2 separate regions of the Homo sapiens genome follow, and region 2 is linked to region 1. The links are chromatin contacts, found by Hi-C or POLR2A ChIA-PET in ENCODE. All regions are on one chromosome and are shown on one strand. Each heading gives the region's core, a stretch centred on a gene start or an enhancer-like site at or near the end of the contact. The rest is flanking DNA. Distances are from core to core; before and after follow the strand shown. Region 1 holds the start of RRM1 (ribonucleotide reductase catalytic subunit M1). Region 2 holds the start of ZNF143-AS1 (ZNF143 antisense RNA 1).

Region 1 (2,529 bases), core at 19-2,518:
GTGACAGAGCAAGACTCTGTCTCAAACAAGTCTCCATCTTTGAAATGTTCACAGCCTAGAGGACAAAATAGAAACAACCAGTCGATTAACCAGTATTTACTAAGTGCCTACAATTTTGAAATCATTGTATTGCTTTAACAAAGGCAAGTAGGTTCAACTCAAAACTTGTTCATACGTATCTCATGCGGTTGTTAAAAGTATGTTGCTCTTGTTTTTCCAACCCGATGAAGCCTGTTCCCAAGGCAGGGACTGTCTCCTCCTACAATCTCACAAAGCCAAGCAAAGGGCTGGGCACAAAGCGGGCACTTGGCAAGTCTAATGAAAAAGAACTGTTGAGAAAGAATACGAGTTCCTGACTCTTCCCAGTCCCCATCTTGTCAGAAGATGTCTCAGCCACCCTTCTCTGATTCAGCATCTCTTCCCATGAAGGGAAAGGAACTCGAGGGTGCTGTCTGTCTGGGATCTGTTTTTTCCACGCCACACTCCTATCCTCACCCCACAAAAGAGATCAGTAAACTGACAAGTGCCTACGGAGGGTAGAGAGGCCCCCTCCTTCTTTCCTAGCTGCCCCCCGACCCTGTGCCTAAGACAGCTCACCAACCCCACGGTTTTCAAATCAAACCGTATTGTCACCTATGGGTGACTTTGGGTCAGTCGGCGACACCTCGCTCTGAGCGTCAGTTTCCTCATCTGTAATAAGCTAATCATCTCTCAGAGGCTTGCAGGGAGGAATAAAATAGTGCCTGGCAAGTGCTCGGCGTACGCAGTCACTACTCGATACGGGGTAAGTGTTATCCTTTTGAAAGGCGGCAGGATGACAAAGCCGAGGGGGCGCAGCCTGAAGGCCCGAAGGAGGTTCGGGGCAGGCTGACTGAAGACAGAAGGCCGAGCGGGCTGACAGGGCGGAAGGCCGCGGCGGGAAATGCGGGAAAGGCGGGAAGCAGCGAAGGCGGGCGGGCGGTCTGGGCATCAGCTCCGGCGGCGGCAGCCCGCATCCCCTCACCTTCCTTCTCGCCCACCTCGTCCCCCCCTCACCTCGCTTGATCACATGCATCGCAGCTAGTGGCTGAGGCTCTGAAGGATCCAAGACTGGACTGCGGCTCTAAAGCGCCGGCGGGATCGAGAAGGTGACAGAGTGGGAAGGGTTAGGTTCCAGGCGCTGCTCAGGGGAAAGAACTGGAGTTGGAGCCAGACAGCACTTTCTTCAGAGCAGAGGCGCAACAATCCAAATCCCCTTCCCGCGCCCGCCACCCGTGACGCACAAAGGGGCGCGACGGGGTTCGAATGACGTTACTCGACGCTGCGGCCCACGCCCGGGGTAGGCTTCACAGACTGACAGGCGACGTGTAGCCGCCATGTTGAGTCTGGGCAAGACCCAGAAGACTACGCCTCTCCCATGGGCCCCATTGGATATGGACATGCCCGGCGGAAATGCTGCTCTCCTGCTACCATGTTTTGTGTGGGCAAGCCGAGTTCGGGACCCTCGGGGCCCTGGCGTAGCACCTAGAGCCCGCTGGGTCAGGCGCCGCCCTCTCACCTGCGCGTCTCCGCCGGAGGAAAGGCGGTTAATTTATTTTTGAAATAACAAAACCTAACCGGCGGGAACGTTTTTCTTGCTCTGACATTTATTATAATAATACTAACACTGCCGTCCGCTGTGGGCTCCAGCCCAGGCTCCACAGCCGTGGGCAGCTTGGAGCCCCAGGGCTTTTAGATCGGCCAGAGGACTGACACTCTGGAACTGGAAGAAAACCGCGCAAGGCCGATGGCGTTTGGATTTTATCCTGACGCAAATCAGAGCCCTGAGAGAATTTTAAGCAGGGCAGGGTCAGTACCCATTTGCTTTTAGGGTTCTTCAGTGGATGGTGGCAGAGACAGGGTATTTGCCTTGTGGAGGTAGGATGGACTTGGTGACTTAGAGTGGAGAATAAGAATAGATGAGAACCGTAATATGTAAGGCTGGTGTAGAAGCTTCTGATTTGGGCTACCCAAAGCGATCTTTATGAAATTTCATCTGTGGCATCTTTTCCCTAAAGCCTTTTCGTTGGTTTCTCACTGCCCTCCAGAAGCTGCCCAGGCTCCCTGTGAAGTAATTTCAAAAATCATGGAAAGTCGTAAGTGAGCCTGTAATTGCAGCATTTTGGGAGGCTAAGGCGGGAGCATCATGTGAGGCCAGGTGTTGAGATAAGCCTGGGCAACATAGTGAGACCCCATTTCTACAAAAAATAGAAAAAGTAGGCCAGCGCGGTGCTTCACTCCTGTAATCCCAGCACTATGGGAGGCCAAGGCGGGCAGATCACGAGGTCAGGAGTTCGAGACCAGCCTAACCAACGTGGTGAAACCCCCCCGCTGCTAAAAATACAAAAAGTAGCCAGGCATGGTAGCACGCGCCTGTAATCCCAGCTACTCAGGAGGCTGAGGCAGAAGAATCGCTTGAACGCTGGAGGCAGAGGTTGCAGTGAGCCAAGATCGCGCCATTGCACCCTAGCCTAGGCAAGAGAGTGAGACGCCGTCTCAAAAAAAACAAAA
Region 2 (2,529 bases), core at 1-2,500, 5.4 Mb before region 1:
TTCTCACTTGATTATATCAGCTGATTTAGACACTTCCAAAGCAAAGGCTGACGCTGATTTTAAACAAATAATGGGCTGGCAATGGTATTCTTCTTTCCTCTTTTTAACTTCGTTATTATGTGGAAAAAACAAATGTCCAAAGCAAAAGGGGAAGGAATAAAAACTAGTTCGCGTTCCACAATAATACGTTTCAAAGAGACTTATAAGAATTTGTTCACTCTTTTGGCCAAAACTGGAGAAAAGGGAGGATAAAATTGTAAATTTCTAATATCCGATGTTAGACCTCAGTAACCTTTTTTTTTTTTTAATAGAAGAAAGGGTGAGGGGGAAACAATCTGCCCACGATACGCATGGGAAGCAAGCGCTAGGTGAGACCGGCAGGTCCTGGGAGGGCCTGGGCCAGCCCTGTCCCCGGCGCCCCCGCTGCGGCCTGGTGTGGCCCGTGGGCCCGGCGTCCCAGGCGGCGGAACTCTGCCTCGGCGGCGCCTGGGGACTCGCTCTGCGCGGAGGTCAGGCCGAGAAACGCGGCCAAGGCTCCCGAGGGCTCCACCCTCCCCTCTTTCACTCCCTCCCCTTGGCGGTCCCCTGAGGGAAACAGGCGGGGCGCATCGCTCAGAGACAAGCTGGGGGGAGTTGAGTCCTCAACGAAAAAAGCTCCGCCGCCTAGAGTGGCGGCCGCGGGTTATTAATAAACTCCGCTTCTGCCCAGACGCCGCTACCGCGGCCGGCCCATAAAATCGGCAAGGCCTGCGGCGGAGGCTGAGCAGCGGGAGCCGGAGCCCGGGCCCAAGCGGGCCCGCGCCGCCGCGCTGAGGGCGGCGGCCAGGCGGAGAATAATGCACACTGGGTAAAAACACATTTATATACGAACCTCCGAGAAAATTTTCCAACAATTCCTTCGTCCGACCACCATGCACCAGGACAGGAAACAGCCGTCCGGCCCCCAGGCCCCGCAACCCGCATAGTGTGTCTGAGGCCCGCCCCCAGCTTCCATTGGGCTGTCATTACATCACTCACAGGACGCTTCCGGTTTTCCATTGGCCCACGTTTGGTCGACGCGAAAGAAAACCGCCCTAGCCGCGCCCACTCAACTGACGTCAGCCAAGCCTGACTTTACAGCCCGCCCCTGAGTGGCTCGCGCAAAGTGCAGAATCAAAGCTCCTGTGTCTGACTGGTTGACATAACCGCTTATCCCAGACGGACCCCGCCTCACTGACTAGCGAGTCATACCGATTCTGGGGCCCCAGCGGGAGGCGCCATTTTGTAGCGAGGGAGGGAGGCTGGTCCTTGTGATTACCCGGGAGGGAGCCGGGGTGACGAGCGCCATTTTCCCCACAGGGGCGAGGAGGCGGCTTTGGTTCTCCCGGTGGGCTTGCCGGAGTGCGTTCTGCAGACCAGAAGGGCTTTGTCTGGCGATTGCTGAATGCTCAATAGCAGCCTGCTGGGAGGGAAGTCGAAGGGAGAAATAGGACAGAAAGAGAGACCTGACCTCTCCCTGGAGGCTCTCAGTGTCGGCCGAGGCCCTTGGTCTTGCTCTAGGGCTCTGCATTCCCGAGAGCTGCTGTATGCCGGGGATTGGCTTCCAAGCCTGCCTGAGCTTCTCCAGTCTCCCGGGCATCGCCATGCGGTGGGAGGGTGAGCCTTCCTCTCCTGCTGAAATTCCGGCGGCTTGGCAACCGGCCGGGGGGTCTTGGATTCCTCGGGGAGACACCACTGATGCTTTGTGGTTTCACGTAATTTGGATTTAAAAGTTGAAGGCGTCAGAAATGGTTGTCGCTACGGTCTTTTGTATGTTCTTGTGTTGCGAACTAATAAAGGAAAGTCAAAAGGGTGGGAGAAGCATTCAGTCTGGTTCCCTAAAGTTACTAAGAATGGATACAAATTAGTTGTGGCCGTTGCGGTTAATGCTTCTTGTAGCTCTTAACCCAGCCCTTTCTAAACCTTTGGATATACTTACTAGTCAGTTCCGAAGGTACTCAGTACAAATTTGCGTTGGCGCACCAGGCCGACTAAAGATGAGGTGGGTGTATTAGACTCAAAATTTCTTAAGTCGGCCAGGGGGTAGAATTGAGCTACCAAGAGAATGAGAGACTACCCTGTTGTAACAGATTTGGATCGCGCTTAGAAAAACAGGGAGAAAGCTGGATGATGTTCAACTTAATGTCTTGCATTTCAGACGATTATCGAATGGACGGGGATAAATAAAAACGATGTTACAGATAGCCCTCTAAGTGTGGATAGTAAATATTTTGATTTACAATTAAGCCTACCTTGAGGTGCAGGCCCTAACCAACGGATAGTTGAGTAATAGGGGCCTAGACGCCAATGGAAAGAAAATGGGACTTTAAGCTTTGTTTGAACATATATTCTGTTAATAAAGAAGTTTAAATCAGTTCGGATTACTGTTTTTTGTTTGTTTGTTTGTTTTTTGAGACGGAGTCTCGCCCTGTAGCCCAGACTGCAATGCAGTGGCACGATCTCAGCTCACTGCAACCTCCGCCTCCCAGGTTCAAGCGATTTCTCCTGCCT

The links. Hi-C counts contacts between places; a loop is a spot of excess contacts on that map. ChIA-PET counts read pairs that join two places held with the same protein, here RNA polymerase II (POLR2A). Pooled maps may share reads with other maps.
Region 2: a loop to region 1 is called in a pooled map, with 10 times the contacts of the local background. The contact joins the promoter of ZNF143-AS1 here to the promoter of RRM1 in region 1. A Hi-C loop is called at or near these places in 6 of 50 pooled maps. POLR2A ChIA-PET finds 5 or more read pairs at or near these places in 2 of 52 experiments (HEK293 and activated CD4-positive, alpha-beta T cell).

The regions. Positions count from the first base shown.
Region 1 is chr11:4,093,538-4,096,066 of GRCh38, reverse strand. RRM1 (ribonucleotide reductase catalytic subunit M1) reads right to left here and starts at 1,268. Exons shown (of 19, transcript NM_001033.5): 1 at 1,036-1,268. The coding sequence starts at 1,054. RefSeq lists enhancers at 1,039-1,508, 1,569-1,638.
Region 2 is chr11:9,459,419-9,461,947 of GRCh38, reverse strand. ZNF143-AS1 (ZNF143 antisense RNA 1) reads left to right here and starts at 1,250. Exons shown (of 1, transcript NR_036539.1): 1 at 1,250-2,392. It overlaps ZNF143 (zinc finger protein 143), which reads right to left and starts at 936. Exons shown (of 16, transcript NM_003442.6): 1 at 872-936. RefSeq lists a silencer at 343-552 and enhancers at 1,323-1,402, 1,463-1,562, 1,653-1,732, 1,932-2,529.